Regions from separate parts of the Homo sapiens genome. Here region 2 is linked to region 1. A link is an interaction called in ENCODE POLR2A ChIA-PET data of the cell type or tissue named here. Cell type or tissue: GM12878. All regions are shown on one strand. Each heading gives the region's core, and the rest is flanking DNA. Links, peaks and the distances in the headings are about the cores only. Region 1 holds the start of LOC124903530 (a long non-coding RNA gene). Region 2 holds the start of UBL7 (ubiquitin like 7).

Region 1 (15,217 bases), core at 4,963-7,462:
AAAGAAAAAAAACACACGTATTAGGATAATTAGTATCAAAATAACAGAAAATAACAAGTGTTGGCAATAATGTGTGAAAACTGGAATGCTTCTGCACTGCTGGTGGGAATGTAAAATGGGGCAGCTACTATGGGAAACAATATGGAAGTTCCTAAAACACTAAAAATAGAACTATCCTATGACCCAACCATCTCACTTCTGGTTTTACAGCCAAAATAATTGAAAACAGGATCTCAAGGAGATATTTCCACACTATGCTTACAGCAGCACTAGTTGTAATAGCCAAGAGGTCAAAAGCAACCCAAGTGTCCACTGACAAATGGATAAAGAAAATGAGGTATATACATACAACGGAATATTATTGAGCCTTAAAAAGGAAGGAAATTCTGACACATGCTACAACATGGTTGAACCTTGAGAACATCTTATTAAGTGAAATAAGCCAGTCCCCAAAACACAGATACTATGTGATTCTACTTACATGAGTTGTCTATAGTAGTCAAATTCATAGAAACAGAAAGTAGAATAGTGGTTGTCAGGGGCTGGGGAGAGGGAAATACAGAGGTGTTAGTTTCATGGGTATAGTTTCACTTTTGCAAGCTAAAAAAATTCCGGAGAGCTCTTCCATAACAATGCGAATTTAACTAACGGTACTTAACTCTATACTTAGAAATGGTTAAGATGGTAAATTTTGGCCAGGCACAGTGGCTCACGTCTGTAATCCCAGCACTTTGGGAGACCAAGCCAGGTGGATCACTTGATGTCAGGAGTTCGAGACTAGCCTGGCCAACATGGTGAAACCCTGTCTCTACTAAAAATACGAAAATTAGCCAGGTGTGGTGGTACACGGCTGTAGTCCCAGCTGCTCAGGTGGCTGACGCAGGAGAATTGCTTGAACCCAGGAGGCAGAGGTTGCAGTGAGCCGAGTTCACACCACTGTACTCCAGTCTGGACAACAGGGTGAGACTCTATGCAAAAAAAACAAAAAAAAAAAACAACAAAAAAAAGGAAAGGGGAGCCAGGCATGGGTGTGGTGGCTCACGCCTATAATCCCAGCACTTTGGGAGCTGAGGCTGGTGAATCACCTGAGGTCAGAAGTTTGAGACCAGCCTGGCTAACATGGTGAAACCCTGTCTCAACTAAAAATACAAAAATTAGCTGGGCGTGGTGGCGCATGCCTGTAATCCCAGCTACTCGGGAGGCTGAGGCAGGAAAATAGCTTGAACCTGGGAGGCGTAGGTTGCAGTGAGCCAAGAATGCACCATTGCACTCCACCCTGTGCAACAAGACAAAACTCTGTCTCAAAAAAAAAAGATGGTAAATTTTATCTTATGCATTTTTTTACCATACACACAAACAGACAAAACTAGAGGAGAGCTAGTTAAAAAAAAAAAAAAAATCACTCTAGCTGCCACTAGGTTTGAAGGGGCTCTGCTAGTGGCAGGAAAGTCTCCTAGCAGGATGTTCTTTTGTCTTGATGAGAAGTGCTGGGGCATGAACAAAGGCAGTGCCCTGGATCCCCAAAGACTGTGAAAGATTGAATTATTTGTCCCTTGTAATATAATTATCCACCCACATCCTTGCCATGGTGGACAGAGAATACTTTCCCACCTTTTGATTTTGTGTTTGGCCATGTGACTTGCTTTGGCCAGTAGGAAACTTGTGAACCTGACATGAGAAGTTTTGAAATGTGCTTGCTCAGTTGGACATGCCTTCTCATGCTGCAGTAATCTGCCATGACAAGAACGTGCCCCATATAGCTGCTGCTCCTTCCTTCTGGGTCCAGGAATGAGTCTCCAGGAACAGGCCATAATCCCTGGGTAGCCGCTGGTCCCAGGAGAACGAGGGACATGCCGAGCAGATCTGAACTCAGCCTGCAGCTTGGAGTCTAGCCTCGATCAACCAAGGTACGATTCAATTTCAGCTGAATTGTACAGCTGACCCACAGGTCATGAGCGTGACAATAAAGGATTATTGTTTGAAGCTTCTGAGTTGTTGTGGTTGTTGTTTCATACAGCACAACGACCCATTTTAGAATGGCACTTAGTAGGCTTTTACAACCTCAACCATTGTTCTGCTGATAGCAAAGCTTTCCATCCAGCAATACTCAACATCCAAACACAGAAGACATGGCAAAAGCAGGGGGGAGTGCTGAGGTGGTTAAGTTCATATACAGAGTGCTGGTGAAAGCACAGGGTGAAGAATCCCTGGGGGTCACTTCCTAGATGGGAGCACAGTAGCCTAATACCTTAGCTGTAGCTTCATCAGTATGTTGGTATGGATCGCTGTAGGAACACGTGATCAACAGCTCTTAGCATCATCTTTTTGGAGTGACTTGAGTCTTGTGATTGAAATGATTCTATTTCTTACTGGTTGGGATTATTTAGTGAAGACACTGTTTGGAACAGATATTATCATTATCCTGTTCCTGGGCCTGTAACCCCAGCACTTTGGGAGGCTGAGGCAGGCAGACCACAAGGTCAGGAGATCGAGACCATCCTGGCTAACACAGTGAAACCCCCTCTCTACTAAAAATACAAAAAATTAGCCGGGCGTGGTGGCGGGCGCCTGTAATCCCAGCTACTTGGGAGGCTGAGGCAGGAGAATGGCGTGAACCTGGGAGGCAGAGCTTGCAGTGAGCTGAGATCGAGCCACTGCACTACAGCCTGGGTGACAGAGCAAGAATCTGTCTCAAAAAAAAAAAAAAAAAGAAAGAAAGAAAGGAAAGGCAAGGAAGAAAAGAAAGAAAGAAAGAAGTCACTACTTTATCATATAAAAATCAATAATAAGTCATTAATGGAAATTATAATCCAGTTGGTGTTTTCTATTTCTTCAATTATAATTTTTTCTTTTTCTTTTTTTTTTTTTCTTGAGACAGGATGTTGTTTTGTCACCCAGGCTGGAGTTCAGTGGTTCAACTATAGCTCACTGCAACCTCAAACTCCTGGGCTCAAGTAATCCTTCTGCCTCAGTCTCCTGAGTAGCTGGAACTACAGGCGTGCACTACCATGCCTGGTAATTTTTTAAAATTTTTGTAGAAACAAGGTTTCACTTTGTTGCCCACTTTGTTAATCTGGAACTCCTAGCCTCAAGTGATCCACCCGCATCAGCCTCCCAAAGCACTGGGATTACAAGTGTGAGCCTCCATTCCTGGCCTCATTTTCTTTTTTAACAGGTGTTTGAATTAATATACAAATAAAGTCTATAAATAGGGCTTGGTTGATAAATCTTAAAACCTGCAAGTTTCCCCTCCGTCTCTTTTTGTTTTGTAATACTGTTTTGTTAAGGAAATTGGGGGATTTTTTTAATTTTGTTTTTGTTTTTTGGTTTTTTTTGGAGACCGAGTCTTGCTATCACCCAGCCTGGAGTGCAGTGGCGTGATATCGGCTCCCTGCAACCTCAGCTTCCAGGGTTCAAGTGATTCTCCAGCTTCAGCCTCCCGAGTAGCTGGGATTACAGGCGTGTGCCACCACACCCAGCTAAATTTTGTATTTTTAGTAGAGACAGGGTTTCACCAGGTTGGCCAGGCTGGTCTCGAACTCCTGACCTCAAGTCATCCACCAGCCTCAGCCTCCCAAAGTGTTGGAATTACAGGCGTGAGCTACCGCACCAAGCTGGAAACTAGGTTGTTTATCCTTGCAGTTTCCCACAGTCTGAATTTGGTTGATTGCAACCCTGTGGTACCATTTAACATGTCTTCTGTCTTCTGTATTTAGTTAGGGAGGCTTGAACAAATTCACGTCCAACTATTTTTTTCAAGACCACCTCCTAGATGGTGATATGTGCTTCCATCAGGAAGCACCTAACTTCTGGTTGTGTCTCATTTTGCAACATCTGCAGCCATGGATGATCATTACTTAAATTCATGAGGAATTGCAAAATAGTGACATTATAACTGTATTATTTCTTATTTTATTAACCTGCATATTTCTACAAAGTGAAACTTGCCCTCATTGATTATTTAGTTATCCTGAGAGATAGATCATATGCAAAAGACATGACAAATATTTAATGCTTTCCCTTTATTTACCAGCTGCCTAGCATCCCCCTAAGGTGAAAAACTAGTTATTTTTAAATATGTGTGAATCAGTGGATTTAAACATGTCTGATTGGTGTCAATCCATTGCAGTTATTAATCTTACTGGTGCTCAAAAAATCTCGCCTTTGGCTGGTGGAAGTGTATTCAGGTTGGCTCCTGTCTCCTTTTGACATGACCCGGGGAGTGTTTCATAGCATCCTATTTTATATGACAGGATATTTATGACTCATTCCTTATATCTCCTGTCCCCAAAATGCCCAGAGGCATTTTTCATCTGGATTGCTTGAAGGTCAGTGATGGCAGGAGGTAGGCTGACTCCCAGTTTGAAGACTTACAGAGCTACATGGACAGTGATGTCACTTGCAGATGTGGGGTCGACATTGAGGTTGGGGGACCAGAGTGGTCAAAGAAGACTGAGAGGGTAGCGGAGTGAGGGCAGACATCTCTGGCCATCCTGCAGGGCCGTGGGGACTTTAGCAGTGCAACTCCCGTCCACAGTAAGGGTGATGGCAGTTGCTGCAGGTGGCCACGGGAGGCTAAAGGCAATGGTACTACGAAGGCCCCAGGCATCTTCAGGCTTCCACATGGTCCATGGCACAAGTCACCACAGACCGCCCAAACCTGGGTTCACTTTCCTCTCTTGGCGCTTGTGCATGAGAAAGCTCCTGTCTTCTCCAAACATGGGTTGGCCCAAAAGAGAGATGTGTGTCCCCTTGTTACAGTCTGCTCAGCCTGCTAGTATAACACCCCAGCCCCCCCATACACACGCCTTTGTGCCTTCACCCCTGCACCATAAAGCACATGTACTCCATGCGTAAACACGTTTACGTATACGATGGTGTGCAGCTGCCCACTCACACGCACACATGCAGTGGTGTAGAGAAGGAGCCTTGGCGGTGCACTGTGGTCAGGAAGGCCTGCACTTGAACCTCCTTCGCTAGGCCATGGGTCTCTGGACCTCAGTTTACTGATCTATAAAACAAGATGTTGGCCTTAATGTCCCTCTGTCCCCAAGGTCCCTGTCTGTCCATGCTGACAATAAGGTTCTAAGTGTTTCAAAGTATATATTCACTCATAGAAACTCTGGGGACAGCCCCTTCCAAGCCTCCCCTAGTCCCCGTACCCACACATTTTAACCAGAAGAAGCCCTATACCTGGAATGCCCAGCCTTCAGGTTGCAACTTGCTTTTCACCTTGACTACAGCACCCGAGGAGACAGAAATGCTCACTGGGTGGCCCCCCCAGGCTGGGGTACTAGGGGGCAGGTGGCTCTGGCTTGGTACCCTCCTTAGGCCTGGATTTCTACCCACTTCCACAGGGCTCCAGCGGGGACAGTAACCAGTCTGCAACGGCAGTGGGCTCTCCCAGTTTGCCTCCCAGTTAGGATTTGCCAACACTGGCCATCTAAGGCCTACTGGGGTCCTTGCAGGTTTCCTGGGGGGATAGGAAAGCTCTGTGTGCTGACTGCCGCCCTGCTGGCCTGCAACCCTGAGCTCAGCTTACCCACTGCAATCGGCTGCCAAGGGGCACTGGATCTCAAGTGCTACTCTATATGAGTGTGTGTTTTGGGAGAAGTACTAGGGAAGAAGGGAAGGCTTTTTTCCATAGAAAGGCATGCGATGTAGTAAAAGTGGGGAAGCTTTGGACACAATCCTGGCTCAACAACTTATTAGGGGTGTCTAATCTTTTGGCTTCCCTGGGCCACACTGGAAGAAGAAGAATTGTCTTGGGCCACAGATAAAATACACTAACACTAATGATAGCTGATGAGCTTAAAAAATTTTGCCAAAAAAATTTTTATTTTATTTTATTTTATATTTTAGTTTTTGAGATGGAGTCTCACTCTATTGCCCAGGCTGGAGTGCAGTGGCACGGTCTCAGTTCACTGCAACCTCTGCCTCCCAGGTTCAAGCAATTCTCCTGCCTCAGCCTCCCAAGTAGCTGGGACTACAGGCATGCACCACCACGCCTGGCTAATTTTTTGTAAAAAAAAAAAAAAAAATTATAATATTTTAAGAAAGTTTATGAATTTGTGTTGGGCTGCATTCAAAGCCATCCTGGGCCGCATGTGGCCCGTGAGTTGTGGGTTGGACAAGCTTGACGTAAATACTATGTGGCCTTGGCCCCTTTCCAGGCCATGGTTTCCTCTTCTGTGAAAAGGGAACCAGTGGCTGGGAAAAGGGAACCAGAAGCCGAAGTGGGAGGATCACTTGAGCATAGGAATTTGAAATCAGCCTGGGCAACACAGCAAAACCTTGTCTCAATTTTAAAAATAAAAAATATATGAAAAAAGGGAACCAGAGTGACTATTTTAGGGTAGTTTTGAGAATTCACTGACATAATGCCTATAAAGCCACAGCAGGTGTCAGCCACACAGTAGGTGTTGAAAAGCTGGGAGCTGCTGCGTTGCTGCTGTCATTATTGACTGGCCTGTTTTTCAAAACAGGGCACAAAGTGAGTTATGGGAGCTCCAGAAAGGAATGCTTGGTTTCAATACTTAGCAAATAATAACAAAAAGAATATTGAAGTATATATAAACATTTTGAGGCCGGGCGCAGTAGCTCACGCCTGTAATTCCGGCACTTTAGGAAGCCGAAGTGGGAGGATCACTTGAGGTCAGGAGTTTGAGACCAGCCTGGCCAACATAGCAAAACCTTATCTCTACTAAAAATACAAAAATTAGCCGGGCGTGGTAGCACGCGCCTGTAGTCCCAGCTACTCAGGAGGCTGAGGCAGGAGAATCACTTGAACCCAGTAGCAGGAGGTTGCAGTGAGCCAAGATCGTGCCACTGCACTCCAGCCTGGGCGACAGAGCAAGGCTCCATCTCAAATAATAAAAATTTAAAAATAAAGTATATGTAAACATTTGAAAACAATGACCATTTATTTCTCTATCTGGAAATATGCAGACTAGCTGAATAGAGAAATCCCTTCCTAAAAATGCTGAATGAAATACCAAAAATGTGTGTGTGAAAGCACAGATAAAAGGGTGTTAAACAGGGAATCAGTCAGAAGCCAGAATAACAAGAGCATGACCCCATCAGGGTGAGCCTGCACCGGGGCCTGTGCTTTCTGAGACCCTGGGATGTAAATGGCCAGTGTGCCAGGCACCTCCTGGGCACCACTTCAGTCTGCTTGGCCCCAGTTCTGATTCTGGCCACTGCTGAGGTGATGAGTGTTCTGTGGGCCTCATGCAGGTGCTGCCTCACCTTGGGCACATGGGGCCCACCCCTCCCTTCCTGTCTGAGTCTCACTGACCCCACAGGGCAGATGCTCTCGGGAATCCCCTGAACCATTATGCATGCGCAGACCCCAAGTTCAGGGGAGTTCATGTCTGTGAGGCCACTCTTGACCAATGATTGACACAAGCAAATACTCATTGTGTCTTTTTTGTATCTCCCATTTCATAAGACTCCTTGGAAGATCCTATGGAATCAAGCACCTATCAGAGGTCCCCTTAAATAATGCGACCTTGTCCCGGGCTTCCCTCTTTCTTTCTCTCTCCAGCCCTCACTCCTACTCCCTGGGATTACTTCCAAAGTTAATTACACAAAAACCTTTGTCTGAGGCTTTGCTTTTAGGGGAAACAAAATGAGGAAAGAGAAGAAAAGACCTGAGGTCTGGTCCTGGGAAGTAGGTTATCAAAGATTTCCTTTCTCCCCCAAATTTGGGACTTCTCAAAAGCCAGTGCCCTAAGGGAGAAATGGGGAGAAAACAACTCAGCCACAGAAGACTTTGCCGTACCCACTTAGCTGTGCTGGAGAGGTAACACAGGCTAAAAAGAAATCCAGTAAAATGCATAACAAGCTGATATTCACACAGAGAAAAGCCCAACATCATATTCCCTATGTGATTGGAAAAACACTAAGCCAAAAACAATTTTTAAGTGGATCTGAGTTGGAAGTACCCCTAGGCGCCTGGCAAAAGCAAACAAAAATCCTTTCTGGAAGAATATATTTTAAACACAGATTCAAAGACTTCCCACAAAGAATTTCAAGGAACATAAGTTCATAATTAAACATCAATAAACTCAAAAAGAAACAAACCACAAGGGCATGAGTCAGCAGAAACAACGAATAACAAGATGAGACCCACAAATACTACATAAAATAGAATGATGAGATGCAGGATAGAAAATAAGTGTTTCAGGCCGGGCGCTCGGCTGTAATCCCAGCACTCTGGGAGGCCTGGGCTAGAGGATTGTTTGAGCCAGGAGTTCAAGACCAGGCTGGGCAATAGAGTGAGACCCCATCTCTCTCTCTCTAAAAAAAAAAAAAAATACATATATATACACATATATATACACACACACACGGAAAAATATATATTATATATTATAAATATATATTATATATTATATATTTTTATATATTTATAGATTATATAATTATAATATATAACTATATATGACATATAATATATATTATTATATATATATTTATTATATATATAGAGAGAGAGATGGAGTTTTGCTCTTATTGCCCAGGCTGGAGTGCAATGATGCAATCTCGGCTCACTGCAACCTCCACCTCCCGGGTTCAAGCAATTCTCCTGCCTCAGCCTCCGAAGTAGCTGGGATTACAGGCATGAGCCACCACACCTAATTTTGTATTTTTAGTAGAGATGGGGTTTCTCCGTGTTGGTTAGGCTGGTCTCGAACTCCTGACCTCAGGTGATCTGCCCACCTCAGCCTCCCAAAGTGCTGGGATTGCAGGCATGAACCACCATGCCCAGCTGAAAAAAAATTTTTAATATGTTTAAAGAAGTGTAAAACGGGCCAGGTGCGGTGACTCACAGCTGTAATCCCAGCACTTTGGAAAGCCAAATGGGTGGGTCACTTGAGGTCAAGAGTTAGAGACCAGCCTGGCCAACATGGCAAAACCCTGTCTCTACTAAAAATACAAAACTTAGCCGAGTATGGTGGTGCGTGCCTGTGATTCCAGCTACTCAGGAGGCTGAGGCAGGAGAATTGCTTGAACTCGGGAGGTGGAGGCTGCAATGAGCCGAGATGGTGCCACTGCACCCCAGCCTGGGCAACAGAGCAAGACCTTGTCTGAAAAAAAAAAAAAAAAAGAATTGTAAAGCGATACTGAAAATATGGCAAATAAACTAATTAAATTAATTAGGCATATTTGAAGATGAACCAAATAAAACTCTCAGGAATGAAACTATAATTATTAAGATTTAAAACCTCAAAAGAGGTTGGGTGTGGTGGCTCACACTTGTAATCCCAGCTCTTTGGGAGGCTGAGACAGGTAGATCACTTGAGGTCAGAAGTTTGAGACCAGCCCGGCCAACATGGCAAAACCCTGTCTCTACCAAAAATACAAAAATTAGCCGGGCATAGTAGCCGGCACCTGTAATCCCAGCTATTCGGGAGGCTGAGGCTTGAGAATCACTTGAACTTGGGAGGCGGAGGTTGCAGTGAGCCAATGTCACGCCACCACACTCCAGTCTGGACAACAGAGTGAGACTGTCTCAAAAATAAAATAAAATAAACAGTTTAAGAAATTACTAAAAATTCAGCAAAGAATGAAAAAATGGTGAAATATGAAAGAGAAGTTAAAAGACATGGAAGAAATCCAACATTTATTCCTGATGAAAACCTCTCAGCAAACTAAGAACTAATGGGAATTCCTCAACTCAATGATGGACATTCACAAAAACCCTACATCTACTGTCATATTTTATGGTAAGAAACTGAATTCTTTCACTCTAAGTTCAGGAAGAAGCAAGGATACCTCCTCTTAACACACCCATTCAATATTTTACTAGAGGCCCTAACCAGTGCAAGAAGTCAAGAAAAACAAATAAAAGGCCTACAGACTGGCAAAGAAGAAACAAACCTGTTTCTGTTAGCAAAATACATAATTGCCTTTATAGAAAATCACAAAGAATCTACAAAAAGCTCCTACAATGAATGACTTAAGCAAAGTTATGGGATATGAGGTCAGCATAGAAAAACCAATTGTGCCAGTGGGGCTATGGGTGGCCCCTTTTCTCCTCAGTCAGGGCTGGAGGCCAAGATCAGCCTTTGAGGATTATCAGGGCTGCCACAAGCTGGGCAGCCTTGTTTTCCTACCTCAGACATTTGTAGAAGGAAAAAAAAAATCAATTGTATTCCTATAGATTAGCAATAAATAAATTGGAAATTTTGAAAAGTACCATTTAGAACTGCATAAGAAACAGATTCCTACTTTGTAAAAATCTAACGAAACATGTGCAAGAGCAGTATGCAGAAAACAAAACAAAACCGATGAGAGAAACTAAAAAATATCTACATAAATGTTTATAAAGTAGAAAAATCAACATGGTTAAGTGACAAACTCTTCCCAATGCAACCAACAGAGTTAATGCAATACCAGTCAAAATCCCATCAGGGTGCCAGGTGTGGTGGCTCACACCTGTAATCCCAGCACTTTGGGAGACCAAGGTGGGCAGATCACTTGAGGCCAGGAGTTCAAGACCAGCCAAGTGATCTGCTCTGTTGTCCAGGCTGGAGTGCAGTGGCGTGATCTCAGCTCACTGCAACCTCTGCTTCCAGGGTTCAAGCGATTCTCCTGCCTCATCCTCGAGTAGCTGGGATTACAGGTGCACACCATCATTCCTGGGTAATTTTTGTATTTTTAGCAGCGGCAGGGTTTCACCATGTTGACCACGCTAATCTTGAACTCCTGACCTCAAGTGATTTGCCTGCCTCAGCCTCCCAAAGTGCTGGGATTACAGATGTGAGCGACTGTGCCCAGCCTTATAAGTAAATTTATAATTTACATAATTTAAATGCTTATGCTGCAATGGGAGACGAATCAAATATCAATAATCTAAGCTTCCACCTCAAGTAGTTCAAAAAAGAAAAGGAAATCAAACCCAAAGTAAGAAGAAGAAAATAATAAAGATAAGAGCAGAAATCAATGAAATAGAAAAAAACAATAGGCCGGGCGCGGTGGCTCAAGCCTGTAATCCCAGCACTTTGGGAGGCCGAGGCGGGCGGATCACAAGGTCAGGAGATCGAGACCATCCTGGCTAACACGGTGAAACCCCGTCTCTACTAAAAATACAAAAATTAGCCGGGCATAGTGGCAGGCGCCTGTAGTCCCAGCTACTCGGGAGGCTGAGGCAGGAGAATGGCGTGAACCCGGGAGGCGGAGCTTGCAGTGAGCCGAGATTGCATCACTGCACTCCAGCCTGGGCGACAGAGTCAGACTCTGTCTCAAAAAAAAAAAAAAAAAAAAAAGAGAGTTGGTGTTTTTTTGTGTTGTCTTTTGAGACGGAGTCTCGCTCTGTCGCCCAGGCTGGAGTGCAGTGGCGCCATCTCGGCTCACTGCAAGCTCCACCTCCCGGGTTCACGCCATTCTACTGCCTCAGCCTCCGGAGTAGCTGGGACTACAGGCGCCCGCCACCACGCCCAGATAATTTTTTCTGTATTTTTAGTAGAGACGGGGTTTCACCATGTTAGCCAGGATGGTCTCGATCTCCTGACCTCGTGATCCACCCGCCTCAGCCTCCTAAAGTGCTAGGATTACAGGCGTGAGCCACCGCGCCCGGCCTTTTTTTTTGTTTGCTTTTTGTTTTGTTTGTTTTTGAGATGAAGTCTCACTCTGTCGCCAGGCTGGAGTGCAGTGGCGCAATCTCGGCTCACTGAAACCTCCCTCTCCCAGGTTCAAGTGATTCTCCTGCCTCAGCTTCCCGAGTAGCTGGGACTACAGGCATGTGCCACCATGCCCAGCTAATTTTTGTATTTTTAGTAGAGACGGGGTTTCACCATGTTGGCCAGAATGGTCTCAATCTCTTGACCTTGTGATCCGCCTGTCTCAGCTTTCCTAAGTGCTGGGATTACATGTGTGAGCCACCGCCCCCAGCCCAAAAGTCGTTTTTCTTTTTTTAATGATCAACAAAATTGACAAGCTTTAATAGAGACCAAGAAAAAAAGAGAGAATACACAAATTGCCAAAATCAGCAATAAAAAAGGGGACTTCACAATAGACTATTTACCAAAAAACTACTGCTAACTTAATACTTAATGGTGCAGACTGAATGTTTTTCTCCTAAGATAAGGAAAAAGGCAAGGACATTCTCTCTCCCCACTCTTACTCAACATTACCCTGGAATTTCAAGCCGGTGAAATCAGGGAAGGAAAAGAAAACAAAGGCATGTAGGTAGGAAAATAATGAGTAAAAATGTCTTTAGTTGCAGAAGACATGTATGTAGATAATTCTTTGGAGGGTATTTTATTTTTCTAGTGATGGGGGGTCTCACTCTGTCGCCAGGCTGGAGTGCAGTGGCGCAGTCTCGGCTCACTGAAACCTCCCTCTCCCAGGTTCAAGTGATTCTCCTGCCTCAGCCTCCCGAGTAGCTGGGATGGACTATAGACATGTGCCATCATGCCCAGCTAATTTTTGTATTTTTAGTAGAGACGGGGTTTCACCATGTTGGCCAGAATGGTCTCAATCTCTTGACCTTGTGATCCGCCTGTCTCAGCTTTCCTAAGTGCTGGGATTACATGTGTGAGCCACCGCCCCCAGCCCAAAAGTCGTTTTTCTTTTTTTAATGATCAACAAAATTGACAAGCTTTAATAGAGACCAAGAAAAAAAGAGAGAATACACAAATTGCCAAAATCAGCAATAAAAAAGGGGACTTCACAATAGACTATTTACCAAAAAACTACTGCTAACTTAATACTTAATGGTGCAGACTGAATGTTTTTCTCCTAAGATAAGGAAAAAGGCAAGGACATTCTCTCTCCCCACTCTTACTCAACATTACCCTGGAATTTCAAGCTGGTGAAATCAGGGAAGGAAAAGAAAACAAAGGCATGTAGGTAGGAAAATAATAAGTAAAAATGTCTTTAATTGCAGAAGACATGTATGTAGATAATTCTTTGGAGGGTATTTTATTTTTCTAATGATGGGGGGGGTCTCACTATGTTGCCCAGGCTGGTCTTGAACTCCTGAGCTCAAGTGATCCTCCCACCTCAGCCTCCCAAAATGCTGGGATTACAGGTGTGAGCCACCACACCTGGCCCTGTGGAATGCACTTTAAGTACTAATAGAACTAATAAGCAAATGTAGCAGGGTCACAGTATGCAAGATCAATATATATGATCAAAAAACTTCTCACAAAGAAAAAGTAGGGATGATTTCACTAGTGAATTTTAAAACAGTTGAAGGATGAACTCCAATTCTCCATAAAGTCTTCCAAAAATCAGAAGAGGAAAGAATACTTCCTAACCTATTCTATGAGGCCAGTTATTATTCTGATACCAAAACCAGAGAGACATCACAACAAAAACAGAAACAAAAATTCTACAGACCAATATCCCTTGTCAATATAGATATAGAAATCTTTAATAAAATACTATCTAACTGAATCCAGCAACATGTAAGATTGACCAAGTGGGATTTTTCCCAAGAATGCAAGGTTGGCTGGACTTACGAAAATGAATCAATCCAATGCACCATATTAGTAGAATAAGGAAGAAAACCACAAGATCATCTCAATGATGCAGAAAAAGAATTTGACAAAATCCAACACTCTTTTATGATAAAGACACTCAGCAAACTAGGAATAGAAGGGAACTTCCTCAACCTGTTAAGGTTCACCTATGAAAAACCCAACACCAACTTCATACTTAATGGTGAAAAACTGAAACCTCCCCCTAAGATCAGGAGCCAGAGAAGGATGTCCACTCTCACAACTTCTACTCAACATTGTCCTGGAGATCCAACCAGGGCAGTTAGCCAGGGCAATTAAAATTTAATTTCAAATACCACTGAAATTGGGATGGAGGAAGTAAAGCCATCTCTATTTGCGGAGCATATGATCTTGAATAGAGAAAATCCTAAGGAATCCACTAAAAACAACTACTAGAACTAATGAATTCAATCAGTTTGAGGAGTATAATATCAATATATAAAAGTCAACCATATTTCTTTATGCTAGCAATGAATAATATAAAAATGAAATTAAGAAAGCAATTCTATACAATAGCATCAAAAAGAATAAAATACTTACTGTTGGGAGAAAAGCTGAGTGTTGGGAGAGAAGCTGAGCAGGGCTTGGTACATGTCGGCGGTCCAGGGTCTAAAACCCCTCGTGGCCTTTGGAATGTGCCTAGATTTGCTGGCTCCTTGCTTCTAGCACTCCCATTATCTCAAGTAGCCATATGTTTCAAAGAAAATGCTAAACCATCACAGCTGTAGCTCATTCGCTTGATACACTGCTTCCTTACAATCCTCAACACCTGTTTCTTTGTTTGATCACCAATAAATAGCCTGGGCTCCCAGAGCTCAGGGCCTTCCCAGCCTCCCTATAGTTGGGCCCCTGGTCCGACTTTCTCTCTTGTCTTTTCTCATGGGTTTGATTCCGCGGGACTTCATATCCCCCACGGCCTGGTGTTGGGTCTGATCACCCCAACAACTTAGGAATAAAATTATTTGGCTGTTTATTGTGTTGTATTCTTTGAGAGTCTTTGGCCATAATTAGTCAAAAATCTATTAAAAATGAGGTACCTGCGGAGAAATGAAAGTAGAAAGAGAAAAGGTTCGGATGCAACTAAAGCTCTTAAAAGGCCCCCACATTGAAGGTTCCCAGCATCTCAAAAGAGTTTTAGGACTCAAGGATAAAGCAAATCATGAAATAGCACACCTAATAAATAACACAGAGGCTAATAATAAAATTCTTTCTTTAAAAAAAAAAAATCATTTTGGAGGCCCGACATGGCGGCTCACACCTGTAATCCCAGCACTTTGGGAGGCTGAGGGGGGTGGATCAGTTGAGGCCAGGAGTTAAGAGACCAGCCCTAGCCAACATGGTAAAATCCTGTCTCTACTAAAAATACAAAAATTAGCCGGGTGTGGTGGCGGGCACCTGTAATCCCAGCTACTTGGGAGGCTGAGGCAAGAGAATTGCTTGAACCCGGGAGGCGGAGGTTGCAGTGAGCTGAGTTAGGCCATGGCACTCCAGCCTAAGCGACAGAGCAAGATTGTCTCAAAAAAAACATCATTTTGGAGAAAGAAAATTGGGATAAAGTCATGAAGTTTAACAATCCAGGACGCCAAGCTCCTGAGGACTAGAAGTTTCACAGCTAAGAGGGATGTCCCCTCAGTGTGTCTTACCAGTGAGAGGTGACAGCGTGCTGGCAGTCCTCACAGCCCTGGCTCGCTCTCCGCGCCTCCTCT
Region 2 (15,217 bases), core at 6,131-8,630, 670 kb after region 1:
GTATATCTAAAAATGGGTAGGATGGGAAAGGGAGACTTTGGGAACAGCCATGGGTTCCTAATGCGCCCACAACATACATGGGAGTTATCCTGAAGATAAACTCCCTGAAGACAGTGAAAGCCATTTCAAAACTCCCCATATAACTTATGAGAACAGAGGGGTGATCTGCCTTTAATGTTAGGCCTTCTGAGATCCTGCGATCTGTTCGCTCTCCTCAGTAACATTACCCTGCTCAATTGCTGCCTTAATCCCAGGTCGCACATTGGAATGTGGGAATTCAGCGTTTACATTTACCCACACAGGATCAGCCTTCAGCTGCTACGATCAACTTCAGTATTTTCATATAATCACTTTTTTCTTTCCTTAGTTCTTGAATTATTAATTCCTTGAGAAGAGTCCAATCAGAGGTAGTCTTTCTTCAGTATTTTCGGTAATCCTAATTTCTGTGCAAAAAAATTTCTGTTCCATTTTAACCGTGCAGAACTTTCTGTTATCTAAAACACAGTTTCTCTATGAGAGTTCAGTGAAAATTCCCCTTCCCAAACTGATTCTATGAATGACTGTTAGATAAGCTTCACCACTGCATGTAGAGGGTGTACCAGGAACCCAAGTTAGTAGCTCTCCTCAAAGACCCAACTTTTGGAGGGGGTCATCGTCTGGTTCCTGGTATGCCTCCACAGGTAGGTCCGCCTCAGGAAGTCAGCGGCGAGGAGCACAGAAGAGGCTGCCTTCACCAACGGACAGCAGTTTTCATCGTGAGGGCCGTCGGCAACCGCTTGGATGTGTCTAAAGGGGCCGTTTGGGAACCGGCCCTTCTGGAGGGAAGGGTCGGAGTGGGAGGGGATCCGGGATCCGCCTTACGGCCGAGTGTCCAGCAGCGCGTTCCAACCTGGCAGAACCGACGTACTTCATATGCTCCTCAGGGGAGCGCGGGAATCACCAGGCTGAAGAATGACTGGAAATGGGACCCTCTCCAACCAAAGCACCCAGACATTCCGGCGCCGGACATTTCAAAGAGCGCGGAAGCCACGCCTTCCCCCAGAACCGGAAGCTTTGCAACTAGCGCCTCTTGTAGACTGGCTGTTTATAAGGGGGCGGGGGGCCACAGCGGGAACTGCAACTCCCAGAATGCAGCGCGGAATTTCCGGTTTCCGGCGAGAGGGCCAGAGTGAGTGTTTACACCGGCGGCAGTGCGGCCGGGTTCCTTCCGCGGGACGGGTGAGGGCGCTGGGGCCCTGGGCAGCGCGGGCTCGATGTGTGTCAGCCAAGTAGCTGGTCCCACTGGAGCGGTGAGGTCGCCACCGGATAGTGTTCCTGCCCCATTACTAGCGATCTGTGACCTTGGGCCAGTGATTTTACTGAGTCTTGCTTCCCTCATCTTTAAAATGTGGCTAATGCCTGCCTTAGGGAACCGTTGTGAGGATTAAGTGAGACATGGTATATAAAACGACCTCCTTCTGGCATAAACTTGAGGTGGAAGATACCTTGAGGATGCTTGAAGGTCTGCTAGGCAGCTTCACAGCCTTTTCTTTCCTCTTCTCTATCAGAGGTCTCTTTGGAAGCAATAATGATGACTATAACAAGAACTTATCTTGCTTTGCAAGATTCTTCCGCCGTCAGAGTTTCTGATTTATTTTCTGGGGTTCCATGTATGCCAGGTATGGGGACAAGGATGAAGAAAACTTTAGTCTTTTGTTTTCAAGGGCATTCAAGAATTGGGGTGGAGGAGGGGGCAAGCAGATATTTGTAGCCCTTTTGTTCTGAGGGGATGTGGGAACAACAGAGGAAAGAGAGGGGACTGAGGTTATTGAATCTGTGTTGGTTTCGGTAGGAGTTTGCTAAAAGGCCAAAAAGGGAAGAGAAATTACATGCAGAGTTAGATGAGCAGAGGTGTAAAATAGGGGAGAGCTTTGTTATGAGTGTGTACTTACATGTTGTGGAGGTCCTTTGCAGGGGTAGGGCTCTGTTGGGGAATGAGGCTGGCAGGGAGTTTTGTAAGCCAGGCGATGAAGTTTAGACTTAATTTATATAGATGGTTTAGAGGTATTGGAAGAGGTCTTTTTCTGGGGGGCCGGGGTGGGGCAGGGAGGGACGGAGTCTCTGTCGCCCAAGCTGGAGTGCAGTGGCGCTATCTCGGCTCACTGCAACCTCCACCTCCCGGGTTCAAGCAATTCTCCTGCCTCAGCCTCTCAAGTAGCTGGGATTACAAGCGCCTGCCACCACGCCCTGCAAATTTTTTCTATTATAGTAGAGATGTAGTTTCACCATGTTGGCCAGGCTGGTTTCAAACACCTGATCTTAAGTGATCCGTCCTCCGCGGCCTCCCAAAGTGACAGGATTACAGGTGTGAGCCACCGCGTCTGGCTTTTTTTTTTTTTTTTTTTTTTTTTTTTGCGACAGAGTCTCTCTCTGTCACCCAGGCTGGAGTGCAGTGACGTGATCTTGGCTCACTGCAACCTCAGCCTTCCGAGTAGGTGGCACTACAGGTGCGCACTACCACGCCCAGCTAATTTTTGTATTTTTAGTAGTGACGGGTTTCACCATGTTGGCCAGGCTGGTCTTGAACTCTTGAGCTTAGGCAATCCGCCCGCCTAGGCCTCTCAAAGTGCTAGGGTTACAGGCATGAGCCACCGCGCCCAGCCCGACATTGGAAGAGTTCTAAGCAGAGAAGTGACTTGGTCAGATCTGTGTTTTAGAATGATGGGTTGTGGCCAGGCGCAGTCGCTCATGCCTGTAATCCCAGCACTTTGGGAGGCCGAGGCAGGTGGATCACGAGGTCAGGAGATCGAGACCATCCTGGCTAACACAGTGAAACCCCGTCTCTACTAAAAGTACAAAAAAAAAAAAAAATTAGCCTGGCGTCGTGGCGGGTGCCTGTAGTCCCTGCTACCTGGGAGGCTGAGGCAGGAAGGCAGGAGAATGGCGTGAACCTGGGAGGTGGAGCTTGCAGTGAGCCGAGATCGCGCCGCTGCACTCCAGCCTGGGCAACAGAGCGAGACTCCGTCTCAAAAAAAAAAAAAAAAATGATGGGTGTTGTTAGGTGGCAGCATAGATATTTGATAGGGAGAGGCAAGAGGCAGGGAACTTGTTATAAAGCTGTTCTACTGGTTCAAGCAACAGTTGAAGAAAATTGGAAAAAGGGGCATACAGAAGGGAGAGGGTTAGATGATCTCTCTCACAACATTCCTATTAGATTGGATGGCGTTTTTATGTCCACGTTAGGGATGAAGAAACTGAGGCCTAGAGAGCTGTCCATCACAGTATGAGTAGAGAGAGAACCCCAGATTCTAGTTCTGGCCTCCTGATGGTACGCCCTATGCCTCTTCAACAGTGTCACATTGAATTGTCTTTCATTCAACCCTTTGGTGGGTGGGGGTGGAGTAGAGTGGTGGTCTGTCTTTTAACCACTGAGGTTTTGTTCTTTTACAGGGAGAAAGAGAGAGCGCGAAAGAGAGAGGATGTCTCTCTCAGACTGGCACCTGGCGGTGAAGCTGGCTGACCAGCCACTTACTCCAAAGTCTATTCTTCGGTTGCCAGAGACAGAACTGGGAGAATACTCGCTAGGGGGCTATAGTATTTCATTTCTGAAGCAGCTTATTGCTGGCAAACTCCAGGAGTCTGTTCCAGACCCTGAGCTGATTGGTGAGTCTCTCTGGACTGGGGTTGGGCTGCTGCTCTGATCTCTTTTGGGGGAGGATACTTCTGGAATTACAAGAGTAAAGTAAGGGCTTGGGATTTGTTGCCTCATAATGTTAACACTCCAGGGAAGTGAATGTTGGGTAAATAGAAACACAAATCATATAATGAAACTATTGGTTGCCATTTCAGCCATGTATTATACTGAACTACCTTATCACCAGGTTCTTTATGACATTGTCTTGTTTTTTGTTTTTGTTTTTGTTTTGCTGTGTAGCCCAGGCTGGAGTGCAGTGGTGCGATCTCGGCTCACTGCAACCTCTGTCTCCTGGGTCCCAGTTCAAGCAATTCTGCCTCAGCCTCCCGAGTAGCTGGGATTACAGGCACACACCACCATGCCCAGCTAATTTTTGTATTTTTAGTAGAGACATGGGATTTCACCATGTTGGCCAGGCTGGTCTTGAACTCCTAACCTTGTGATTCTGCCCGCCTCAGCCTCCCAAAATGCTGGGATTACAGGCATGAGCCACCGCTCCTGGCCAACATTGTGAATTCTTTTTCTGAAAGAACAGAAGTTTGGGATGAGTTAGGAAAGGAGAAGTTGGTCAGGGGAGGCTCCTCAGTATATTTGAGGTAGGTCTTCAGGGATGATTAGAAGGATTTTTGCTTGGTTGACTGAGTAAAGGAAAGGCAGTAAAAAAGAAAAAGTGGCGTGGGCAGTCCAGGTGGAGGAGGGAGGAATTTAAATATAATTAAATTACACTGAAAAGGTAATTTTTAATAGCTAAAGGATCCAACTGGCAAGAAAGATGTTTTCAGTCATACCTGGATTGGGTTCATCCTATTTTGTTGTTTTTCCATTGATTTAAATTGGGCAGCCTCCACAATGTTAAACTCCAGAGTTTTTCTGTGGATAGATTCTGTGTGAATCCTTTTTTTTTTTTTTTTTTTTTGAGACGGAGTCTTGCTCTGTTGCCCAGGCTGGAGTGCAGTGGCGAGATCTCAGCTCATTGTAACCTCTGTCTCCCAGGTTCAGGCAATTTTCCTGCCTCAGCCTCCTGAATAACTGGGATTACAGGCCCGCACAACCACAACTGGCTAATTTTTGTGTGTATGTGTGTATATATATATATATTTCTTTTTTTTTGAGACAGAGTCTTGCTCTGTTGCCCAGGCTGGAGTGCAGTGGTGTGATCTTGGCTCACTGCAACCTCCGCCTCCTGGGTTCAAGCAATTCTCCTGCTTCAGCCTCCTGAGTAGCAGGGATTACAGGCGTCTGCCACCATGCCTGGCTAATTTTTGTATTTTTGGTAGAGACGAGGTTTACCATCTTGGCCAGGCTGGCCTTGAACTCCTGACCTCAGGTGATCCACCCACCTCGGCCTCCCAAAGTGTTGGGATTACAGGTGTGAGCCACCGTGCCCGGCCCTAATTTTCGCCATGGCCCAGGTTTCGCCATGTCGGCCAGGCTCCAAAAGTGCTGGGTTTATAGGTGTGAGCCACCACATCTGGCCAGATTCGATGTAAGTCCATTTTATGAGTTTATATTTGCAAATAGTTGTTGAAATGTATTTAATTGGCTAGGCATGGTGGTTCACGCCTGTCATCCCAGCACTTTGTGAGGCTAAGGCAGGAGGATCCCTTGAGCCCAGGAGTTAAGAGACTAGTCTAGGCAACATGGCAAAACCCCGTCTCTACAAAAAACTACAAAAATTAGCTGGGTGTGGTGGCATGTGCCTGTAGTCCCAGCTACTCAGGAGGCTAAGGTGGGAGAATTGCTTGACCCCAGGAGGTTGAGGCTGCAGTGAACCGTGATGGTGCCATTGCACTCAAGCCTGGGCAACAGAGTAAGACCCTGTTTTCCAAAAAAAAAAAAGTATTTGTTAAGTTATTGAATAAGAGTATCTTTTAAAACATGTATCATTCTCCAGCTATCTAATCAAAATAAGGTTCTCGGGACAAAAACCATGTAAATTTGTTTTGAGGAGCAAAATATAAGTGGACAGTTCTTTTTTTAGATCTGATCTACTGTGGTCGGAAGCTAAAAGATGACCAGACACTTGACTTCTATGGCATTCAACCTGGGTCCACTGTCCATGTTCTGCGAAAGTCCTGGCCTGAACCTGATCAGAAACCGGGTGAGTGAGGGGCAGCCCTTAGGCAGGCAGAGTTTCTGTAATATCCGCAAGGGAAGGATCTGTGTGTTCTTGAGGCACAAGCCTGGGTGGAACAAAGGGATGATTTACTGAGCTGATGATAAATGATATCTTTATTACTTATTGGATTAGACCATGCTGATAAACAGAGTCCAATTTTGACCTTCTTACTGCCGGCATCACTAATGGAAGATTTGTTTCTCCATTTTGTTTTTTGTTTTTTGGTTTTTTTGAGACAGTCTCACTCTGTTGCCCAGGCTGGAGTGCAGTGGCACAATCTTGATCTTGGATCACTGCAACCTCCGCCTCCCAGGTTCAAGTGATTCTCATGCCTCAGCCTCCCGAGTAGCTGGGATTACAGGCATGAGTCACCATGCCCAGCTAATTTTTTTTTTTTTTTTTTTTCTGAGACGGAGTCTCACTCTGTCTCACAGGCTGGAGTGCAGTGGTGTGATCTTGGCTCACTGCAAGCTCCGCCTCCCGGGTTCACACCATTCTCCTGCCTCAGCCTCCCAGGTAGCTGGGACTACAGGCGCCCACCACCAAGCCTGGCTAATTTTTTTTGTGTTTTTTAGTAGAGACGGGGTTTCACCGTGTTAGCCAGGATGGTCTCGATCTCCTGACCTTGTGATCTGCCCGCCTCGGCCTCCCAAAGTGCTGGGATTAAAGGCGTGAGCCACTGTACCCGGCCTTCAATTTTTGTATTTTTAGTAGAGACGGGGTGTCTCCATGTTGGTCAACCTGGTCTCGAACTCCTGACCTCAAGCCATCCACCCCACCTCAGCCTCCCAAAGTACAGGCACCATTCCTGGCTTGTTTCTCCACTTTCTAAGTTTGTCATCCACTGTTTCCTAATGGGACAGGGAGTTTGTGTCTACTTAAACTCCTTTAAGTTAACAGTTTATTTTTTAGTGATACAAAGTAAACTTTGTATCCTTTTGTTATTATCGTTGTTCTCATTAGAAAAAAGCTGGAAACTTTTGGCACTTTCCTAATGCTGCAGTTTATTCCCTTGTTAACAAATCTTCCTACAAACTGCCTCAGGTGGTGATTTGTTCAGTTAGCTAACTGCTCTTGCTATACTGGTATTTTCCTGAAGATATTCAAAGAGTATTTAAATAGCTCTTGGAGAAAATATACAAAGCCTCAGATGCCTTTTTGGTTTATAAATAGAAGGTGCTTGGAATTCATGATTTAAATTTTGCATGTGTGTTTTAAAAGCCTCCCTAAGAATAAAGCTAAGCTGTGTAAAAGAGATTAGCTTTGTTACACTGGCAGGTTGACATCTTTTTATAATGTTCATGATTGCTGTGACTAGTTATCAGTTTGAAATTTACCCCCCTTTCAGTTCTAACTGTAAAAGACAAAAATGTCTTTCATACCCTGATGGGAAGTGAGAAAGAGGAACAGAGTTCCTGACATCCAGAGGTTGGCCTGGCACTCACAGCCAGGCCCTGGAATCCTTTTGGGGATCATGAACAATTGTACAGATCCCCAGTAGCAGTCAAGGCCACTCTGAGACCACTATGGATTAAGACAAAAACAAGATCCCTATTATTGCTGAACAGAAACACAAAAACATGAGCATTATCCAAACCACAAAGGTGACCAAGTATCTTTCTATCTTGGCTGATGAGAGTAACAGCTGCTTCTTGGCCAATTACAGCTTCCACCTTGCTCTAGTTTTCCTTCCTTCTAGGTAAGAGTTATTAAGATACTCAATTATAAAATCACTCCCACTGCCTGAAAGCATCCTATCCAGAGTAAAACCTCACTTCTTTAAATTTTTCCCCAAATCAGCCAGACAAAACCAAAATCCTGTAAGAAGTCCTTTCTGGCCGGGTGCAGCAGCTTACGCCTGTAATCCCAGAACTTTGGGAGGCCGAGGTGGGCGGATCACCTGAGATTGGGAGTTCGAGACAAGCCTGACCAACATGGAGAAACCCCGTCTATACTAAAAATACAAAATTAGCCAGGCATGGTGGTGCCTGCTTGTAATCCCAGCTACTTGAGAGGCTGACGCAGGAGAATCGGTTGAACCCAAGAGGCAGAGGTTGCAATGAGCCGAGATCACGCCATTGTATTCCAGCCTGGGCAACAAGAGCGAAACTCTGTCTCAAAAAAAAAAAAGTCCTTTCTAATATCCTCTTACTGAGACAGCCCACGGTTTCCTGTGGTGTGCATTCTTCTCTCTGTACTGAGCAGTAAACCCAACTTGTTTAAATACAGATATGCCCCTCAGCTCTTTGGCTGGAGGGCATTAACAGAAGGAAAATAACATTTGTGGCTTCTGTGAGCCAGGTTTTTTCCCTTTTATACCTCATTTAATCATTACAGTGGCCCTGCAGGGTAGGTAACAGCATTAGCATCTTATGGAGGAAGAAAAGGGTTAGGGCATTTATTCAAGGTCAGCTACTTAGAAAGTGAATGCAAGAGCTGGGATATGGACCAGGGGTTTTCCTGGCTCAAGAGGAAAACCATTTCCACTGGGCTGGCTGCGTTCCACTTCTAAAGGATGAATTTAGCTCAGAGATCTTACAGTGACAGCCATGGCTCTTAGCTGAATAATGGCTTAAGATATTAAGAGTCCTTTTCCTCCCACCTTCTACCTGGAGGATTATTTTTGAAACAAATGACCTTTTTATTGGAAGGTTACAATAAACTTTTAGATCTGTAAAGAAACTGTTTTGTGACAGTGTTTTAGATATTTGCTCCTTGAGTGCTTTTCTTCACAAAGGAATCACATTTTGTGTTCTCCCACAGATTAGGGCCTATAGGAGAAGAACCCATTGTTGTCTGTCTTCCCACCTGGATCTCTTTGGTAGTCCTCCATGGCGGGTTACAAATCCCTTCAGGACGTCACCTTAACCTGCTGTTTGAGCTGGAATGTGTACCCCAAGCTCCAGCCACAAAGAATGACTTGCTGTTTGTTCAAAGCACCACATTCTTTTATTCTCCCATGCCTTTGCACATGTTCTCATTCAGGCTTGGAATACCTTCACCCCCCCAGTAAATATCAGCTCTCTCTTTGATACCCATTTCAAATGGTCTCCTCTGGGAGGCAGCTGTCTATCTTCACCCTCCCTCTCAGTGGTGCCTGTCTGCCTTTGTGTTCCTGGTACCCTAGCTGGGATCCACGTCTCTGTTGAGGTCTTCAACGTGGCATTTTGTAATTGTGTATTTGATGTAGTCTCATTTCTCCTCCTGCCCTAAGAGTTCCTTGATGGCAGGGGTTCTTATTTTTCATATTCTAGTTCCTTGCCTAAAGCCAGGCATGGAGTAAATGCTTAGTACATGTTTGTTGAATGAATAAATTAGGTAATTTACTTAAGATGACTGTTTTTCAAAAGACAGCCTCATGATCAGGACTGTCGATAAGGATGTGGCTGCCACCCTGAACCCCAGGGGTGCTATTCACCTTGCTTTGGGAGTGGTGCCCTGGAGTTGGGCAGTACACAGTCAGTACAGTCACAAGTAGTGGTCCTTCGTGAGGATAACCATACTTTAAAAAGTGTGACCCAGGGCTGGGCACGGTGGCTCACGCCTGTAATCCTAGCACTTTGGGAGGCCGAGGTGTGTGGATCACTTGAGGTCAGGAGTTTGAGACCAGCCTGACCAATATGGTGAAACCCCATCTCAACTAAAAATACAAAAATTATCCAGGAGTGGTGTTGCACACCTGTAATCCCAGCTACTCAGGAGGCTGAGGCACGAGAGTTGCTTCAACCAGGGAGGTGGAGGTTGCAGCGAGCCGAGATTGCGCCACTGCATTCTGGCTGGGCAAGAGGTGAGACTGTCTGAAAAACAAAGGCAAAAACACCAAAAAACAAATGTTATTAGTCTAGAATTCCTGCAGTGGTATGTTGATCAGAGCACCGTTTTTCATGTGGTAAGAGTCTCCTCTGCTGCAACTTGAATTTGTTTGTTTATCTGTGCAAGATGCTTACAAGTGAATGTAAAGATGCTTACTAGCAGTTTTCACATCCATGGCACAAATGGGTTTTTCTGAGCAGGCACTCACATTCTTAAGGGGTGATGAGGGAAGGGAATGCACAGACCAGGCTGCTCCTTGGCACATGCTGAAATGATGTTGCCATGTCTGTGGCAGAGACAGGACCTGCGCTATAGGGTAACTCTGAATGTCTTGTCCCCCAGAACCTGTGGACAAAGTGGCTGCCATGAGAGAGTTCCGGGTGTTGCACACTGCCCTGCACAGCAGCTCCTCTTACAGGGAGGCGGTGAGTGTGTGCTGCGGCCCCCAGCCAGGACTGTAGGAGAGGGTGTGAACGCTGGCTGGCGAGTGGTGTGGAGTGGGAGCTGGAAGCCCGTTGCCATGGCAACCAAGAGTTCCTTGGGGAGTTTTTGCCATGTCTGTGGGCCTCAGTAGAGCCCTGTCTTTCCCCAAAGAGCCTGTCTCAGTCAGGCGTTGTTGATTCCCTCTAATGATAATAATACAACCTGCCCGTATGGTGACAGCCAAAAGATCCTCATACTGTTTCTGCTGGGCCTCATTCTTCGACTTTGGCTGAACTGCCTGCTTACTGCCCCTTGACCTAGATGTCCTCACTGGGGAAGTGGGCTGATGTCTTTCTGTAGGAGAGTTGAGAGGCAAAATTAGTATAGCTGTGAACTTAGCGATATATACAAATATGAAATAGTAATTGTACAGAGATTGAAAAGGACTTTTGGATTGGAACCTAGAGAAACCTTTGTTACCGGGCTTGTAATGAGAGCTTTTATTTTGGAAGCACTAAACTGTAGGTGGGGAAAAGGAGCACAGAGATTTGAAGGTTTACTGTGGTCTTGCCTTTTTTTTTTTTAAATTGTTTGTTTCCCCTCCAGTAAGCTAAGATCTTAGAGCAAAAAGAGGTTCATCTGTTTCTGGGGCTATTGTTCCATTGTGGTGATGTACATGCAAGCACTTAGAGGGAGGAAGTCCTTTGGCAGAGTGTGGGCATTTGATGAGTACATTGAGCTGGTTGGAGTGCTCAGCCCCCGCCATTTCTCCTGCAGGTCTTTAAGATGCTCAGCAATAAGGAGTCTCTGGATCAGATCATTGTGGCCACCCCAGGCCTCAGCAGTGACCCTATTGCTCTTGGTAAGTGCAGGACTGAATTTGAGGAAATAGGAGTTGTCGGAAAAGGAGAAAACAGGAGAAGACAATTCCTCTAAAGAGACTTGGACTATCTTTTGAAGAATGACTGGTCTTGTGGGAAGAGGGAGAGTAATCAAGGTGTGTTTGATATCCCCAGCCCTTTAAGAGCTCTCAGTCCCACAGAGAGATAATGGCCTAACTAACATCGTAAATAAGGGTATGAGGATGCCAAATGAGGATAGCAGTTAGCCCACATCACAGCAATCAGGGAAGGCGTCCTGCACACCCTGAGTAAGGGAAGAACCCAGAGATACGGGAGAAAGAGACAGGTGTCTTGGTACCCAGTCTGTGATGTGACTAAAGTGCAGGGGAGGTGGAGAGCAGGGGACCATCCTCACTAGACCAAGATGAGGAGTACCTGAATTGTATTGCTTGGCGCTTTGCTTCCTCTACTTCTCATGAAGATTGGCTTGTTGTCCTGTGTCCCTGTTGAGCTGGTTGCTCTGAGACGCAAAGCCTCTTCTCCCTCCTGGATCTGGCTGATTTCCTTTCTTTGAGGTGAGCTCTGCTCTTTTTCAGGGGTTCTCCAGGACAAGGACCTCTTCTCTGTCTTCGCTGATCCCAATATGCTTGATACGTAAGTGTACCTGTCCTATTAGAGGGTACCTTCTCTCTCCTCGTGCTCAGGCCAGAAGCCTAATTGTCACCCTGCAGTCTGCTCTGGGAGCCCATCCATAGTCTGTCACCAAGTCTACCCCTTAGATACGTCAGGGGGTGAGAAAGAGCAAAGCCCAAGAGCAGGGCTTTTGTCAAGAGTGCTGGGAGGAAGCAGGATTCTGAGGGAAAGGGTCTTGTCTGCCAGGCTCAGTTTAGGTTTCGTGTGGTAGAAATTAGGGAGCTTTTCAAGGATTTTAAGCTGGCAAAAGGAGAAGCAGGTGTACAGATCCGTAAAGTGTCAAAGCTAAAAGGGACATGTCCTCATTTTGCAAGTGAAGAAAACAGCCCCACCCTGGGAAGAGAAGGGACCAGTCCAGGGTTGCCTGATGTAGTAGTGGTGCCTAGACCAGACACTCCTCATGTGCTCAGGCCAGAACCCTGAGCCTCCCAGGCTGCACCTTTCCCATCATGCCTTGCCTGTGGAGAGGGTGAAGAATCTGCAGCGGACCCCAGGAATTTGAAGGCCTTGCACCCGTTGCTGGGGGCAGATCAGCAGGAGGATAAAGCTTCCTGGTGGAAGATGCTAAAGACTGAGGAATTTGAGAGCAGGCACAGGTGGCTGCATTGTTGTGAGGGGGCACCCAGAACTCCTGTTATGGCTGAGGGTGCTCTTTTGGAGTCACCCTTGGGTTTCTTCCTGCTTCTATCCTAGGTTGGTGCCTGCTCACCCAGCCCTCGTCAATGCCATTGTCCTGGTTCTGCACTCCGTAGCAGGCAGTGCCCCAATGCCTGGGACTGACTCCTCTTCCCGGAGCATGCCCTCCAGCTCATACCGGGATATGCCAGGTGAGCGCCTGAAAAGTGTAATGTGGGCCCCTCAGGAGCCGGCAGTGGCCCAGGAATTTGCTTTACTCAGCAGCTATGTATAGCGTTGGCAGAGGGCGTTCCTTGGGAACTCTCGGTTTGAGTCAGGAAGTGCATCTGTCCTGTAATTTTCCGAGGGGAGAGATGAAAATATGAATTTGGAGAGTAACTTGAGCTGAGATTCTGGAGCTGCGCCTGTGCCTTTCTGTTCTTCCTCCTGAAATCTGTTCGTCCTCCTCCAGGTGGCTTCCTGTTTGAAGGGCTCTCAGATGATGAGGATGACTTTCACCCAGTAAGTGGCCTGCCTGCCTGCCTGACATGCTGACATGTGGGGGAGATGGTGCTGGGAATGAGCTGCATCCTGGGACCTGGCACTCCCAAGGCTGGGAGATGGACATACGCCATTGGGGGGCCAAGACCATGTCATACTATTTCTGCTTTTGGATTCCTTTCTGAACCTGGGAACTTAAGAGTTTCCCCAAGAACTATTGCTGGAGGTGGGTGGAGTTCATCTGGGAGTTTCACAGTACTGCTTCCCTGATTCTGAGTGTCTTCTTTCTCCAGAACACCAGGTCCACACCCTCTAGCAGTACTCCCAGCTCCCGCCCAGCCTCCCTGGGGTACAGTGGAGCTGCTGGGCCCCGGCCCATCACCCAGAGTGAGCTGGCCACCGCCTTGGCCCTGGCCAGCACTCCGGAGAGCAGCTCTCACACACCGACTCCTGGCACCCAGGTATGAAGACGGGGCCGGGAAGATCAAGGCTGGGCCCCCAAGGAACAAGCTCCCCAGCAGTAGAGTAGATTTGCCTTTGCTGACCCTGGTGCTAGATCTAGTTTAAGCTGAACCCTGGAGTCCTGGTGGGGATTTCTTACTGCAGCTTGAGTGACCTCCCCTTCACTTGCCTTGAGGACTCAGAAGTCTAGATTTTAACATGGTCCCGTGTAGTCCCCCCTATTAGTTCAGAAGACTCTTCCTGCACACAATATGCCCTTCCTCATCCCTGACAGGGAGCAGACATCACCAGCTTAAGCATTTCTGGGTGACAAGTCACTTCAGCTTTCAAGGCCATCTCTCCCAGTGCTGCAGTGCTGGGGTCCTAGGCTGGGACAAGGGGCTCAGTGCAGAAGAGAATGGAACCTTTCCTGCCCACATAGAGAGCTTCTAGTTACCTTTGTTTGGTTGTCTTATGGCAGGTCTTTGTTGGGAGGCAGAAGTTGGGTACCTCAGGAGTGCTGTGAGGTGATATGACAACAGCGAGCATCTGCTATAAGATTGAGATGGCGCTGAGGGTGGCACTGACCACTAATTTGTCTCTAGGGTCATTCCTCAGGGACCTCACCAATGTCCTCTGGTGTCCAGTCAGGGACGCCCATCACCAATGATCTCTTCAGCCAAGCCCTACAGCATGCCCTTCAGGCCTCTGGGCAGCCCAGCCTTCAGGTCAGTCTTCCCCACGTCTTGGTTTCCATGTGGCTTCCTTGTTATTTTGGATGCCCAGCCTTTGTTTTGCTCTCTGGCGGTCCTTCACACCTGGCATGCTTCATTCTAGGAACAGCTGGAGCATGGCAGTGGGACAGGTGCAGAGTGTTCCTAGCAAGGGCACACTCTCAGACCATACACAGTGGTCACTAGGCTTCTCCTGCCCCTAGTGACCATGGCCTGACTCCCTAGACCACCTGGCTTAGATAATCATGGCCATTTCATTCATTCATTCAGTGATCATTGACTGAGCATGTGTATACTAGGCCTGAGTCCAGATGCTGGGCTAGTGGCAAGCTGGTTCTCATCCCTGCCATGGAGGGGCACCAGGCAGGCACTGAGCTGGGGAGCAACAAGGCAAGAAACCCAGCTGCTTGAAGTAAGGGCCTAGGTCAGACAAAACTTTTCTGAGAGAGGGGTATTTAAGCTGATTGTCAGAAGAATTAGTTAGAAGTTAGCTAGCCAGGGAAGGGGGTTTGAGGTAGGAAGGGGCTGATTTCCAGGTGAAGACAGCTACCTGTTTGTGCACATGTGTGGAGGTATATGTGACATACTCAAAACTACAAGGCTAGGATGCAGTGTCCAGTGTAGAAGATCCGCAGATGGGGCCAGAGAAAGAGCAGGAGCCTACGAGAGGGGCTTGCATGCCAACCTGCGGAGATTAGACTTGATGACTTGATGTAGCAGTCACCAGGGATCCCTGGGAGGCATTGATTGATTGATTGATTGATTGAGACAGGGTGTCACTCTGTCACCCAGGCTGGAGTACAGTGGTGTGATCACAACTTACTGTAGCCTCAACTTCCTGGGCTCAGGTGATCCTCCCACCTCAGCCTCCCGGGTAGCTGGGACTACAGGTATGCACCACCATGCCTGGCTAATTTTTTGTATTTTTTGTAGAGATGGGGGGGTCTCCCTATGTTGCCCAGCCTGGTCTTGAACTCTTGGGCTCAAGCGATTCACCCACCTTAGCCTCCCAGAGTTCTGGGATTACAGGTGTGAGCCACCACACCTGGCCCATGGGAGGCTTTAAGGAGGAGAAAGGTCACCCTAGCAGCTAAGTGGAATACCTGAGGGGCCAGCATTGTAGTTCACAGCTCCATGCATGAGCAGTTTGGTTCACGTCTGTTTTCCTCTATTCCACATAGTAAGCCTATGGGTAGAGCATCATCCCTGGAACTTGTCTGGGGTCATAAGGCCATGAAGTCGTAACGATAGGGTTCAAGCCTGTGTGGTTTTCACTGTTCCATGTGGTCCTTGTAGACAGTGAGGGAACAGAAGCAGGATTCGTGAACAACTTGTCTTCTCCATTCTTGCATCTCCCCTGTTG

Evidence for each region. ChIA-PET counts read pairs that join two places held together with the same protein. Peaks named below come from ENCODE experiments on the same cell type or tissue, not always from the same donor. Only the 100,000 strongest peaks of a DNase experiment are listed, where the experiment ranks them.
Region 2: POLR2A ChIA-PET joins it to region 1 with 5 read pairs; 1 of 35 experiments calls an interaction of 5 or more read pairs at or near these places.

Annotation. Positions count from the first base shown.
Region 1 is chr15:75,116,451-75,131,667 of GRCh38, reverse strand. It overlaps LOC124903530 (a long non-coding RNA gene), which reads right to left and starts at 732. Exons shown (of 2, transcript XR_007064721.1): 1 at 482-732. It also overlaps LOC124900369. RefSeq lists enhancers at 223-472, 643-702, 743-932, 10,647-11,147. In GM12878, for the core only: no CTCF peak of the experiment used is centred there; a DNase peak (open chromatin) is centred at 6,287; H3K27ac peaks cover 2,354 bases.
Region 2 is chr15:74,447,109-74,462,325 of GRCh38, reverse strand. UBL7 (ubiquitin like 7) reads left to right here and starts at 1,166. Exons shown (of 11, transcript NM_032907.5): 1 at 1,166-1,289; 2 at 3,430-3,642; 3 at 5,655-5,774; 4 at 9,948-10,030; 5 at 10,806-10,890; 6 at 11,467-11,524; 7 at 12,257-12,390; 8 at 12,651-12,700; 9 at 12,973-13,140; 10 at 13,726-13,848. The coding sequence starts at 3,459. It overlaps UBL7-DT (UBL7 divergent transcript), which reads right to left and starts at 1,061. Exons shown (of 4, transcript NR_120377.1): 1 at 299-1,061. RefSeq lists enhancers at 1-147, 1,095-1,244, 1,535-1,624, 1,079-1,925, 7,836-7,885 and 3 more. In GM12878, for the core only: no CTCF peak of the experiment used is centred there; no DNase peak of the experiment used is centred there; H3K4me3 peaks cover 451 bases; H3K27ac peaks cover 1,583 bases.